Regions from separate parts of the Homo sapiens genome. Here all the other regions are linked to region 3. Evidence: chromatin loops called from intact Hi-C (ENCODE). Cell type or tissue: chondrocyte. All regions are shown on one strand.

Region 1 (5,000 bases), 150 kb before region 3:
AACTCAGCTGCTCAGGTCCATTTTATTTTTTTCCCCCAGCAAACAGGAAATGGAGCCCTGAAACTTTTTTTTTTTTTCCTAACTGGAAAGTGCGCGGGGAGGGGGCACACTCACCCTGCCCACATCCAACCCTGAGCCTGACCCAGACTTGGGGGTCTCCGTGTGTTTTTTCTTCCCTCTCTTTTTTTCTATTATTTTGGCAGACTTTTTGGAATGTCTGGGAGCTAAGGGCTTTGCTTCATGGAGCAGAATTCTGAAGCAAGAAAAAGAGAAAGTTATAGACTAAACCACAGAAATGTAAACACGTCTGCAGCTAAAATAACTCCACTTTCATTGAAAACACTCCTCCCTCACAATCAGACTTCTGTGTGCTATGGTCAATAAAACTGCATGTTAATAGCGACCAATTAATAGATTATGTTGCTCGGCCTTAAAAGTTGAGGGAGTTTTAATTATTATTTTTCAAATTAAAGGAGTGCTTATTCCCTCCCTTCCCTTGGGGTGGGGGGCGGGGGGAGACTTAGCTTTCTTTCTGGCTGTTTGCTGAAATTCTTGGCTGTTAAAGTTTGGAGAGGGAGGGACATGGGTAGTTTTCACTTGGTCGGAATGGGGAGAGTGTGCAAGAGATCGCTGCGGGACAGGTTCCTAGAGATCGCTCCGGGACGGTCGTGACGGCCCCCGAGGGACATGAGAGAAGAGGAGCGGCGCTCAGGTAAGCTGGATTTTGCGGTCGGAATTCGCGTAGAAACGAAAACTTCTGGAAGGGGCTTAGCCCCGAGCCCCGGAGGCGGACAAGCTGAGCCTCCTGGCTGCACCCTTTGGAGGCTGCTGGTTGCAGACGCCGTCGTCTCCCAAGGGCGGCTGTCACCGCGTGCGTCGGTCAGACCAGGCCGCGGTGCCCTCGGCATCCCCGCGTCCCGGCGGCTGTATCCGGCTCCTCCCCACGACCGAGGTCCCGGGCACCGCGCCTCTCCCTCCGGACGCTCTGCGCGACGTCGTCCCAGTTCTCATCAGCATCGAGGGCAGTCCGCGGTCATTTTATAAACGTCTTAGTGTCGCAACCGTTTTCACTTTTACTATTTTCAATGTTTGCAACGGTTTTCAATGAGGCTGGAAAAATATCACTTCTCGCTAAAAGCGACCCCGAGTTAGGAGGAGCGCGCACCCCCGCGGCTCCCCCTCCCACACTTTCCCTCCCCTGACCCCCTCTCCTCCCCTCTGGTCCTTCCCTTGCTCCTCGCCCCTCCAGTAGTCGCGTGCTGGGTTCCTTTCCTGCTGGGGCCGGACTCTCTCCTCCGGCCGTCCCAGCCTCTGCTCCTCCGCCTCCCTCCTCCTCTTCCTCCTCCTCCGCCTCCTCCTCTTCCTCCTCCTCTTCCTCCCGGAGCCGCCAGCCGCGTCCTAAACCCGAGCAGGGCGCGTAGTGTCCAAACCTGCCCGCGCGGCCCGCGCTCTTGGCCCCGAGGGCGCGCGCACGGACACGCGAGCACACCCACACCCACGCGCACACGGACACGCGCGCACTCGAAGACTCCCGCGCGCTCGCACCCACGCGCACCTGGCCACGCGCGTGCATTCCCGCCCACGCGTCCCTGCCCCGCCCCCGGCGCGCACTCCGGGTTCGCAAGTCGCGCGTCGGGGCGGCCGCCCTGCTCCGCGATTGGCGGGAGCCGGAGCCTCCCTGAACCCGGCGCCCACACCATGGGCTGAGCCCGTCGGCGCCGAGGGAGTTAGTGCGACCCGGCTCGGCGCGCACGGCCAAGGCACGCGCGCTGGCACACGCGGGCGCGGACACGCGCGGACACACACGTGCGGGACACGCCCTCCCCCGACGGCGGCGCTAACCTCTCGGTAAGTCCAGCGCCCCACGCGACCTGCCCGGCTCCCACGCTGGCTACAGCGGCTGCGGGGACGGGGAGGAAGGCAGCGGGGTGGCCCTAGGGGCTCACTCTGCAGGGCTCTTCCGACGGCGCCGGGACAGGTGGGGCGTCCAGCGCCGGGAGGGACGGCTCGCCAGTGCGGGGTCCCAGGGAGGCGCGTGCAGTCGGGTGCGGATGGAGAGGAGGGGGCACCCCGAAATTGACAAGGGCCAGGAGAGCACACCGCGGGGACTTCATCTGGGGCCCCGACCAAGAGGTTATTTGTCCTTGTCTGGAGTGGAAATCAGGGTTGAACTAAAAAAGCTGACGCTTGGCCTAAAGTAGGGACCAGGTTTGAGGCTGGGTTGTCACTGTCCGCTGGGTCCTGATGGTGGAATGACCCCCGACGGCGCCTTCCCGCACACCCCGCAACACCGGCTCTGGGACCAGCTCTCAGCGCCAGGAGCGGTCCCTTTCCTTTCCCACTCTCAGTCTCAGTCTTTTCACCTTTCCATTCTTCAGCCTGCAGCTGTTAAGTTTATTTGCCTCCAGTTTACCACCCTAATTGCAAAACTTGGCATGTTAAAAAAAATATAGTCTGTATTTTATCAGCTAGCCTTACCTGGTTTCTGTCTGAAATACATCGTCCGTTTATTGCTATGGTATGTTGCATAGATGCATAGAGGCATTAATTATCTTTTAAGTACAGGACAAATTCTGTTATTAATAGCAGACTACACTGCGCAATAAAATGGATAAACAATTTCAATGAGGATGTGGATTTAATACAACTCATCGTTAATCTAAAGATAGTTTCCTTTATCTTTCAAAATAACATATTCGTATGTGCTACAGGTTTCACTCTGTACATGTCTCTATAGCTTTTGTAGTTCAGAAAACTTTCAATGTGAGTAAAAATACATTTTATTCTTCCCTGGGTGACATACATAGGACACAGAGTTTATTTACCTTTGGGACTATTTTTGACTGTTTTCCATTCTCTCCAAGTAGTTTAGAGCCCCTGAAGGGAGAACTGTCACAGTCCCAAAGTTAACCCTTGCTCCGCTGGCATTGGCTGGTGCCCGCTCCCGGGGCAGGCCAGAGCTCATAGCCTTCATCCACAGGAGGATCAGGCAACAGACGTTGCGAAGAACCCAACCATGTAAATTAATTCACCATGTGTCAAATTATTAATAAGCTAATTACACCATTGAAATTATAATTCTAGCAGAAACGGTGAGCTATGTAAACTTGTGGCTAATATATCAAGTTTTACAATTCTCAAGAAAGGCTTTAGAAGAGCTACACACATCACAAATGCTATTTGCCATTTGGTAATCCTAGCTTCGGTTTGGGTCAATGGCTTTTGGAAAGTACACTGAATTAGCAAATGGGTAATCCGTCTCAAGATATTTGTTAAGGAATATATAATTCCAGTAGCACTTATAATTCCAGTTTCTTCTCTTTTGTAACATTTTATAATTACTTCATTCTATTTAAAAAAATTTAGAGTAGAATTGTAGTACATGATTTCACGTTTATCTGTTATTTCATGAGGAATTATTGGTGATTTAATCTTTAGCTAAAATTTAGAAAATTAGCATTTACCATTGAAGGGATTGTGTGAGGGGCTGCATTCACACCTGTATATAAACATTCCCCCCTCCACGTTCCACGTTTTGCTTTTATATTAAAGAAAAACCTTGTTGAGTTTTTAATCTTATAAAATCAGATATTTTATTTGTGGTAAGACCTAAGATCCCAATGGAATACCAGATACATAAGTAAGAAGGAAAGCATCTCTGAAAGACGTCAGAAGGAATGTGTAACTCACATACTATTCTACAATGTTATACGTTATGTATCTTTTAAATGCATCTCACATTGTAAGTAGGGTAATAGGAAACTTTCAACACTTTTTTTTTCTAAAAGTAATATTAGTTTTTATTTTTATCTTGCTATCTTTAAACAAAAAAGAAATAAAAGGGGGAATTTATTTCTTCTCAAAACAGAAGAGCTAATGTTTCTGGAATCGTTTCCTATTCCCAGGCAAAAACCGATAGCAAGTCAGTCCCGGTCATAGGATCTGGAGTGGTGGGAAGACATTGTCATAGTGAATAAATGTCTGATGCCTGTTATTTCATAGAACTCCATTGAGAAGGTGTCGACACAGAGCCACCTACGTTTCTAATGAGACTTATGGAGCCTGGGAAGCAGTTTGGTCAAGGTGGCAAAATCCCAGCTCTGTGAGGCATCAGGTCACTTCTCAGTTTAAGTTGACAGCTGATCTCTCTGAATGCAGGTCTCTTTTTGTCACCTCTTTGCTTCTTTACCCCTTGCGTCTGAGCAGTTTTCCAGAGAGCAGGAGTATGGCAAAGGAGTTCTTTTTTCCTTCCCCAGTGTGTAAGGTTACTTGGGCTTTCCCAGGGAGCATGGTCCTTCACAATACAGCTATTGTTTAATGTTCTACACCTTGAATTTGAACCTTAGCAGCAACATTTGTAAGAAAAATAGGCTGATGTAACAGGGACGTTCAGATCTTTGGGGCACAGTTTCCGATGATTATGGTACTTAGTGGCAGTGGTGTGAGTAGGGCTTTTTGAAAACTCTGAAAATCACTGCGGTATTTGGGGATGCTCATGCTTGGCAGTGACCAGCCACCCCTCCATATTGTTGCTGTTCCTTGCATGATAGCATTCTCCCTGGTATTTCCCACACTCTTATTAGGGGTCAGTTAATTAGTTGTCCATTATGCATTGTCAGTGTACGGACCTCTCACAATGATTGATTGAAAGCAGTTATTTTGTAAATAAACAACAGCGGGAGTTTTCCAATGGCTTTTCCAATGGCTGGGCTGTCACCCAAACCAGTTCTTCAACATAGCTAAAAAAGTTAAAAGTTAAAGTTAAAAGGGGCATCTTTCCCTTTTAACTTTATCTTTTATTTAAAACATTTTCATATTAGAAAGAGGCTTGAATGCTTCATGTTTGTAACATTGCAAAGTCTAGTGAAGGTAGTGAAGGAGGGTGAGCTAAAATTACTTTGCTAAATTTAAGTATAAGTAAAATGTAGACAAAACCAAGAAATTAAAGGGTGCATCTAAAAATGGAGCGCTGGATCTAAGTTTTAGATTTAAACTAACTT
Region 2 (5,000 bases), 670 kb before region 3:
ACTCGGCGTGTTGTCCATTGCTAGAACAACCGAATATAGTACACGACCTTCCTGCAGCAGGTGGTATTAAAATTTGTAACATTTACATTCTATCTTATTGCTTTATTGATACTACTTTTCACCATTAGAGGTCTTTTTGAGGTAGTTTATTAATGATGATTGATACCAATATATTGCTGTTAGTCCTCAATATCTGTAGTTACAAGTGCAGTATATTTAGTTTGAGTTTTCAGATTTTCCAGACACAGTTATTTGAGGAGCTCATGTTTCTTAACTGTTGGGCTTCAGACATGCTGTGTTTCTTTTTGGTCTTTGATTATTCAGAATGCAAGCCAGTGTTAAATATAAATTATTGGTGCATCAAAAGTTGATAAAGTACATTTTAATTATCAAAACAGAAGTTTTGAATATTGAATCTTGATAGTTGCTTTAATTTTTTTATTACCATCACACACATCTGCCATCATATGACAAAGAGACTGCCATTTACTTTTCAGTGGGTAATATATTACATAATTGTTATTTATTATATGAACTGTATTAAAATAGGGTTTGGTTGGGGTTTCTTTTTGCTTTCAATGTTTACTAGAATGAGAAGTGGCTAAATATTTCACTTTATGCATTTTGTACTTATTTGTTATTTATATGCTTTATTATAGTCAGTAGAATTTTAATCTTTCAGCTACTTAAATCATCTCAGCTGTATTTTCAGGAAATATAAAATTAATATTTGCAAAAGAAGAGATTATTAGGAAAATAAATTGACTTTGAAAGAAAATCTTCATTATAATTGGTTCAAAATTGCAGTAAATACCTTGATTGAAAGAGGCAGCTGAGATAACTACTTTTAACAACAGCCTTTATTATTTAAAGGTGTTTAATTTAAAAGTAACATAATAGAAAACTTACATCGTTTTTTTTTCTTGTGTATTCATAGTTCTAAGCTACTGTCAAGTATGGAAAATCCCAGCAATTCTGTACTTGTGTTATACTGATGTGATGAAATTAGACCTAATCACAGTGGAAGCTTTTAAGCCTATACTTTCTACCAGAAGCTTGAAGGGTTTGGTTAAGGTAAGGTTTTAACTCATTTAAATTAATAGCTGCATTGTTATAATCAGCTTAGTAACAAACATAAATGTATACTGTCATTTTAAACCCTAAGCAATGCTTGGAGATCCATTCTTCTCAAAGCGAAGCTTTCTAGTCTGGCAGTTTGAATTTGATTGTCATCATCTCTTCTGTATACGTCTGTAACTTGACGAATGCTTTGTTCTTGTATGATAGATTAATGCAGTGCAATTAAATCCCAAATGTCTATGTGGACAGATGGTTTTACTGTTCAATAAGCTTCTATAACTACTTTGCAAGGTTTTTTAAAAAATTTTTATTTAATTTTTGAGACGGTTATTTTTGAGTATAGTGTGGATCAAATTATTATAATATTTATTTACCCAATTTTACAGAGAACTGTATATGTGAAGATGAGAGAATTACATAATGAACCTCTTCCTTACCCTTGGTTTATACCTTTGGTCTCATTTTCTAAAAAAATTGGAACACGTACATGAAAATGTTTGCCTGTAATCTCAGGTAGTTTAGGGATTCCATTGTTTTCTCTTAAGAGACTTTTTTGGAAGTCCACAGCCTCTGGTTTAAGCATGGTTTCTTTAAAGGAAAGAGGTTGTAACAACATTGTCCCTCAGCCCGGTTTTATTCTGGAATGGCCATTAGTTTTAAGACTTTTGTGGTAAGTTGTTGGAAGTAGCTCATTTCCCAGGTCTCATAAATTAGTTTGTTACTAGATTGTCAGCTCCTTGTGGTAATGGACCACGATTTTTAATTTTGGTATCCCAAGTTTACCACATACCTGGCATGTTGAATAAAGCCATCAATAACCATTTGTTGAAGAGTACAGCTGTAAAACTCTGATTTAGTATACTGCAAGCTTATCTTGCAAATTAGCTAGAATCCAGGGTAATCTTTCTGACACATGGAGTTAATTTATTTTTAGCATCTCTTTCAAAGTATATGCTGATCGTCTTGTTTGTTTAAATAGCCAATTGCCTCATCCCACTTAACTCAGAGATGAGTTCCCATGGGCAGGGGCTGGGCTGTTTTGTTTACTGCTGTAGGACTGTGTGTAGCACACAGGTGTGTCATAAACGCTTGGACTTGTTCAGAGACTTGGAAATCATCTGTCATATGGGGCTTAAGGAAACTCAGCTTTTATGAATATACTTTCAAGGGGAAATTTAACTCAGCATTTTCATTTTTGCTTTGGAGATAATGATTAGCAGGAGGGTAAGATGGTGGTTCTGCAGGGTGCTGTTTTCTTAATGACCAATTACATCAGCCTGAGTCAGTTCGTTGTTTCTGACCTTTTAAAAGTGGTATTTTCAATAAGGTGGAATTATTTTGAGTTCTTCCTGTGTGGCAGTTTAGTTGGATTTGAAAGATGGATGAATCTTGGGTAGAAGTGTGCAGAGGGAAGCAGTGTGAGCAGAGTGGGAAAGTGTGAGGAGAGCCGTGAGGAGTGTGGTGTTGGTGGAGAGGGGAGGAAGACATCTTGTGGGGAAGGTCGGGCGGGTTAGAGCATAGACTTCCTCCAGAGGCCAGGAGACCATCGGAGGCCAGGAGATCATCGGCGAGTGTGGCAGGGAAAGGGCCTGTTGAACTGACTTTCCCACTTGCCTTTTCGTTGAGAAGGAGAGTAAAGGCCACGCCTGTCCCATGGCTGTTTTTAAGTCTCGAGTGTGGAGATTGTTGGTCGTGGAGGGAGGGGTGTTGCCTCTGCCTGAATCCCTGGGGTCTCACTGTATTCACTTTTTTCTCTCCTTTCAGAATATTCCCCAAAGCACTGAGATACTAAAGAAATTGATGACAACAAATGAGATTCAGAGTAACATTTATACATGATCTTAAACATTGTTTTGTAGTGTATATTACTTGTCCATTCCTTTAAGGGGAGCAGCCTGCACTCTTTTGTAGATTACTTTTGGGGGATATATTTTGAGAATGATGAAACGGAATAAAATTGTAAAAAATTAATTGTAGTTTTAATTCCTTATTTATGGTGGTATTATTCACAACCAAAATAAGCCAAGCATTTTCCTTTTATCCACTAGGTGGGAGTATTGTTGTATTTGAATATTTTAAGGTACTATAGTTAAATTTTTATCTTATTTATTTATTTATTTATTTTTTGAGGCTGGGTCTTGCTCTGTTGCCCAGGCTGAAGTGCAGTGTGCTATCATGGTTCACTGCATCCTCGACCTCCTGGGCTCAAGCATTTCCCCCGCCTCGGCCTCCCAAAATGCTGGGATTACAGGTGTGAGCCACTGTGCCCAACTTTAGTTAAATTTTTCAAAGCTACAGATATCAGCAGATGGTATTCATGTGGCAAAGTGTAGTTAATTAGGTGTAACTATTCATTGACCTGTTGGTGATTCTTAATATGTGGAAAGTTTCTGGATATTTTAGGAGTCCTGCAGTTTTTTTTATCTTGTGGGTAAAAATTGATGACAAAGTAACAAAATTATATATTTACTAAAAATGAAACAGAAATGTGTATGTCCTCACTTTTTAGTAATATCTGACAGATAGCCTCTTCACCCAGACTTTCCCAGGGCTCTCTTTCAAGGCTGGCTCTGCGCGTGTCAGCAGTTCTCTTACAGTCATGTGTTATCATTAGGAGTGTGAATGGAATCATGAACCCGGAGTAGCCACACAACTTCACAGGACCACAAACTGAACTGCATTCATGAAAATAAATTTTAAAATGGTGGAGTTAAATGCTTCTTATCTCTTCTGCTTTCTTTTTCACCTTTTTAGTTATTGAATCATTTACATACTATAGATTTAGAGTACTTACCCATTTATATTTTCTAGTTCCAGTTCATTTACTGTTTTTGGTAATGATTAGAAGTATGGTAAGGAGATACTGTGTTCTAACTCCTTCTTGAGTAAACTTGGTTTCCTTTACATAATCAAGAATTGGAAGTCTTGTGCATAGTATGCTTATGAATATATCCCGAAGGCAGAAATCTAAGCATTTCCCTTGTTGCAAAAAAAGTTTTCATTCATTCAGAAATGTGCCTGCAGAGCCCTGAGGTAACATCATATGACCTGGAATCTGGTCCTAGCTGGAGCTAATCCTCTTCTTGTGCTGAGGGTCAGTGTGGTAAGTAAGGAAGAGTGATCTTGGAAAAGCAGACTATGTTCAATCCCAGGCCAGCCCTTACAGGCCAGGTGACTTTGGGCAGATGCCTTGAAGCTTCCTGAGCAACAGTTTTCTCAGCTGTAAACTACAGATAATACTGGTGACAGTACTCCCTGGGTGGTTATCTACTTCCCTTGGGGTCCAGGTTTTCATCTGCTTAATGAAGGAAATTCTCTGCTTGCTTTGCTGAATTGTGAGAATAATGATATAAGAATGCTTTTGAAGAACTGTAAGGTGGTATTTCCATGTTGACACACCTTTGTGTGCCCCACCTCAAAGATGCTGACGGTGATGTGGTAAGAAAGGAGTGGGGAGCTGCTCTGGGGGCAGCTGGAGCTGTCAGTCTTCATTCCTTCTTGTACTTCCTCTTGCTAACTTGAGAACCACAGAGCTTGGCAGTGTCAAATGGCTAAGAGTGGAAGTAGTTGGGGGACAAGTTTTGCATCGGCAGTAATCCTGGGAGAACCCTAGAAGCAGATAACTCTGGGCATTGTAGTTTTTAATAATTTTGGTAAGGAAAGAATCATAATTGCTTCAGACTGTCCAGGAGTAAACCTCTTCTTGTGATAAGAAGCAGGCAGCAGGTGCAGGAGGTTGGCTGTCAGTGCAGCAGAGCCACGTTAGGGCCAGATACCAAGCCAGGCACAGCGGTGCTTATCCGTAGTCCCAGCTACCTGGGATGCTGGGGCAGGAGGATCGCTTGAGCCCAGGAGTTCGAGTCTAGCCGGAGCAGACATCAGGCCTGGGTAGGTTTCCCATTCAAAGGAGAGTAGCTGAA
Region 3 (5,000 bases):
TCTGTCTTTGTGTGCATGTGTGTTTGTGTGTCTCTGTGTGTGTGCATGTGTGTGTGTCTGTGTGTCTCTGTGTGTGTGCATGTGCGTGTGTGTGAGAGAGAGTGATGGGGGAGCCACTGGTTCCTCACAACTTAAGTCCCAGCTGTCATCTTAACTTTGTGGATGGTCAGCAGGCAGTTTAAAAACAAATGAAGGCACTGATGCTGGGCACGTTCTGTTCAGAACTGAGGGACTGGCTGGTGCTTTGGCCACAGCTGGGCCTGGCCACATTCCTAAAGAGGAGCCACAGCTGGCTGGACTGAATGAAACTGGCTGGGCCTGTCCCAGTTCCCTCCTGTCAACTGCTGTTGAGAGAACCTCACCCATCCCAGGGGAGTCCCAAGTTCAAGTCGAACTCTGGGCTCTTGAAGGGCTCTCCTGGACTAGCCACTGACACAGCCAGTATTGCTCTCCCCTGATACTCCTGGGCTCTGTGGCCGGCTTCATTCATTCATTCATTCATTCATTCACTCATTCAGTAAGTGCTTGTTGAGGGCCATCACTGACACAGTCATGAGGGAATCCTGGGGTTCCCCTCCCAGTGTCAGCACTGGGGCTCCGGGAAGATGGCTGCCTTCCATCTCCAATGCATTTTAATTTCTTCTTTGAACAAACCTGCAAAGTTACTGGTTGATTGAAAAAGGAATATTGGCACAAATGAATTAAATGACGCATCGGGGTCACCGAGCAGTTGGGGATGAAGCCAAGGTCCCTGTTATCAGGATGCTGCATGGACTCTTCCCTTCGGAGAAATATCACGAAGGCTCCCCGCCTCCAGCGCGCGCCAGTGGACCCCTCCTGTGAAGCAGAGGTTAGCCCTGCACTCAGGGTCCTCAGTTCCTACCTAAGCCAGCTCATCATTAGCAATTCGTATTGTGCATGCTGGCAATGCAGAGCCCAGGGGCGCTTTTTGTCGAGCCAGCGTCTTTTATCTGCAGTTGCACCCCAGCGAAGCTGGGACCGGAATGTACGACTGTTACAGGGTCCGGGCCTCCTCCCATCTAGTTTGCAATGCCTCTCACATGCAAAGGTTATGTTTGTTTCCTTTTAAAAATAGCAGACGAGCAGGTGACACACTGCCTTAATTATCCTTCTGTAGAACACATTGAAAACTAGCCTCCCTGTTCTACTGGCAGAGCGAGAGGAAAATGTATCCTAAACCGCAGTGGGTGAAGCCTCTTCAGATGTCGGTCAGAGCCTTACCCACACCCAGCCCCGCCCGACAGCCGTGAACACAGACAAACAACTGTCACCCATTGACCTCACGATTCCTTGGTATATGAACCAAAGTGGAAGCGGCGAGAAAAGGAAATACTGCAGATATTTTTAAGTAGAAGCAAAGGCAGGAAGAGGAAAGTTGCAAAATTGGTTATATTTCTTTTTGCTTAAGTGCATAATGTTTGGATGACCAAAAAGTCAGTGTAAATGTATAATAAGATTATTTTCAAGGAAATCTGTATATTAAGTTTTAAGGCCTATTTTACTTCATATATACATAAAGTACCATTTTTAGAAGTGCTATACTCCATGCATATTCCAAAATACTACACGTTTTTTTTGAGAAAGGAAGGGACCGTGAGGCTTTTTTCACATCTGATATATTACAGTATAATCCATATTCCTCCTATAACACTTAGTTCTGGAAAAGGATCTACTGGTGTCTGAGTTTAGGCAGGCACTAGCACTGACGTCAGTATTGTGTACAGAGAAAACAAACATACTCTACATTTACCGAATTTGATGCAACTCACATTTGGGAACATATTGAACAATCTAAAATTATTGTAAAGTGGTAAATTTTTCAGGCTTTAAAATCATTAACAGTGGCATAAAACAATTATACAATTTCCATGGACAAATCTCACCCCCCCAGATTTATGCCTTTAATCTTATATTCAGATCTGTGTAATTCATGTTTGCTCCTAAAACGTGTATTTCTTTATGTTCTATAATAATGAACAATCCAAATTTTTCAAAAAAAAACACCATTTCTGCATTATAAATGTTAGATCTTAATTTTAACAAGTAAAAAATGAGACCACTTTGTAAAATAATGTCAATTCAAGGAATTTAAATCAAGAATTAGGCACACTAGTATTCTCTCTAAAGGCCTTTTTGAGGGGCATTTAGCACCCTCTAGTGACAACAATTCAAGCCGTTCAAAGGGAACTTCCCTGCACGACTCATGTCTGGTTTCTAGCTGGCAAGTCAACAATGCAGTGTAGTTCTTTAGGCAGGAGGTGGTTGCTTCCTAAAATCCTTGAGGCAGGATTATTTTTGTAGCTGTAAATAAAGGCTGGAATAATCTCCACCAGGCAACCGCGCAGTGGGAAAACCATGATTTATCCCTATCGGCTATAATATTCTTTGGCTTATCATGGCCAGTCCACTCAGAAAGAACATTTCTAGTACTCCTTGAACACTGCAGCCTTTCCCAAAACATGTGCTGAGATCTGTGTGGGCATCAGATGACAACAACAAATTTACTGATATCATCATTTCAGTTCAGGTCGGTGCATTTAACGGGATTTAACACATTTTCATAAGAGTGAATTGGAAAAGAACTGGCCTGCCTTCACTTCAGCTGCACCTCTGTGTCCTCTGCGTTGCTTGCAGTGGGAGATAATACAGTGTGGAGAGGGTGAGGTGTGGAGAGGGGGCGAGGGATGAGGAGGGCTCAGGTGGAGAGGATACCATGTGGAGCGTACCATGTAGCAGTTACTGCGCTGAGACAGACTCCCAGTGTCCTGTGCTCCTGACTTCAGGCACGGGTATAGGGCTTCATTGCATCCGCAGGTAGCCTGGTGATACTCATGCAAATATAAATGAATTTGTGGCAAAGATTTTTTGCCTTCGCTTCATTTCTGATTCCATTTGTGATGGAAATAAATTAGTAAATAAATCATCAAATGAGGTGATGCTGAATTAAAGCCCACCTCAACCGAAAACTAAAAGCCAACTTTAGAAAGCAGCAGGAAAAATTATTAATGCAGGCTTCTACATCAATTTCTATCAATTGAATGCTATTATAGTGCCACTTATGATCTTTCTTTAAGAAGTAATCTGTATTTTCTTTAAAAATAATTCATAAAATAGTGACAGATTAAGACAAAAATAAGTGATGCTGTTTAGTATCTTATAGGTGAGATTGACACACTTCTTAAAAAATCATTTAAAACTCTGACTAGAATCAAAATCAAAATTAATTTCAACAACCTGGGATAAATTCTCAATTTGGCCAAGGATGGTGACAGGGGACAGTACCTGGGAAAGGATACTTTGGATCTGAGTCGGGGGTAGAGTGGGATGCCAGTCAGATGCTTTTGTGAATCTTAATTATATGCCCTGTGGGCATACGAAGCCTTATGGGCACCAATGGCAACGTGATGTCTGTAGCATCTATGCTCAGATATACCCAGTTATACGGACAAAGAAGTTGAAACTCATTTAATGGTTTCCAAATTATATGGAGAAGCCTAATAATTGGAACAATACATTTAAAAGTTATTTTAAGCTAAATAATGGTGACAAAATAATTACTCTCCTCTTAGGTTTCTTTCTTAAAACCACAGATAATACATTGACCTATTTGGAGTCCTTGATAATGGTTTTAATATTCCTGCATTTTTAAAGTCATATGGAGTTGAGTAAGAGCAAAATTGGCCTAAACTTGAGAACGTGTGGGATGCTTATGAAATTGTGTTTATTGAAATCATTGCTCCATGGGAGCTTATAGAACTGAACTGACGTGTGCTTCAGTATTAAGGAAATTGCAACTTGGTGTTGAGAAGTTGAGGATTTGGTATGTGATAACAGTTTCCTTGGTTTCTATTAGTTCAGATCAACCAAGAGACTGAAGAATACATTCACCACTTAGAGAAAGTGTTGAAACAATGGTTATTTAAATTGTAATTGGATTATTTCTTAATGTGCTGCTGGGGGATATGGCACTCCCCTACCCCCCCACACACACACCCTCATACACACACTCACACACTCATACACACATACTCACATAGTTGTATCCAATGGAGTGAAGCTGTAATCATGAAGTATGCTGTGAACAGAAAAACCGTCCTTAAACAGCGCTGACTGGGTGCCCTTGAGGGCTGAGAGTGTCTTCATGCCGCGTATGTTCTCAGGCAAATCCTCCGACTGCTGCAGATGGAAAAGTTCCATGGAGTGCTGGAGTTTTCCATTGTGCGGCAGCCCCAGATGCTTGATTCTTATCTACAATCTCAGGCATGTTCCTGGCAAAAACCCCTGGGACATCGTTCTTGCGGGGCTCTCATGAATAATCCAAACACTATGCATTTTAAATTCATGTGTCATCTTAAGGACAATATACAGCACTTTTGTCCTATTGTTTTGTCCTTAAAAACCTGCGTTTCATGGGTCGCTCCCAGGCTCTGAAGTTTTATGTGTGCAGAATTTGAGGAGACTGAGATAGGCTTCCCGAATGCCGAGACATGCGGTGACTGGATAGAGCCCTGTAATCCTGGCTTCCTGAGTGCCCACTGGAGTTCCTGGCAGGAAAAGGCCATTAATATCACCTGAATGGATTAATGCCGCATAGATGGCCTCCACGAAACTCTTGAGCGTTTCTGGGTTTTCTTAATAAAATGAAAAAAAAAAAGAGCTCTATGCTTGCTGTAGACATTTAAAAAAGAACAGGCATTTGGGCATGCTAAAAGGTTTGACACCTACAAGTATTGTGGGCTGCACTTTTTACAGAACATGCCTGTATTTTTCAGATATTTACAAAAATGAACAACATTGCATGTTACTTACATATTTTTATATTAGGATATAATTTATGTTTATTACAAATTTATGTTTTGAAAATATAAGTGAACCAAAGAAGAAGAGGGGAAAAAACAAAAAGCTTCTCTGCCATTGGTATTATAAGATATAGCTGTCAATATTTTTACTTTGCCTTTTTATTTATTTTTTATTTTTTG

Evidence for each region. Peaks named below come from ENCODE experiments on the same cell type or tissue, not always from the same donor. Only the 100,000 strongest peaks of a DNase experiment are listed, where the experiment ranks them.
Region 1: it touches region 3 in a loop (4-fold over the local background); 6 of 110 quality-filtered maps call a loop at or near these places.
Region 2: it touches region 3 in a loop (4-fold over the local background); 9 of 110 quality-filtered maps call a loop at or near these places.

Annotation. Positions count from the first base shown.
Region 1 is chr21:38,657,370-38,662,369 of GRCh38, reverse strand. It overlaps a transcript of ERG not described here. Among named protein-coding and RNA genes, the nearest start is that of LINC00114, 110 kb to the left of the region's middle. In chondrocyte, no CTCF peak of the experiment used is centred here; DNase peaks (open chromatin) are centred at 799 and 1,875.
Region 2 is chr21:39,173,509-39,178,508 of GRCh38, reverse strand. It overlaps PSMG1 (proteasome assembly chaperone 1), which reads left to right. Exons shown (of 7, transcript NM_003720.4): 5 at 1-60; 6 at 938-1,074; 7 at 2,845-3,740. The coding sequence ends at 2,919. Among named protein-coding and RNA genes, the nearest start is that of PSMG1, 7.4 kb to the left of the region's middle. In chondrocyte, CTCF peaks have their summits at 2,916 and 3,123 (motif pointing right); no DNase peak of the experiment used is centred here.
Region 3 is chr21:38,503,044-38,508,043 of GRCh38, reverse strand. It overlaps LOC105372802 (a long non-coding RNA gene), which reads right to left and starts at 4,226. Exons shown (of 4, transcript XR_937712.3): 1 at 4,055-4,226. It also overlaps a transcript of ERG not described here. RefSeq lists an enhancer at 467-967. In chondrocyte, CTCF peaks have their summits at 1,953 and 2,169 (motif pointing left); no DNase peak of the experiment used is centred here.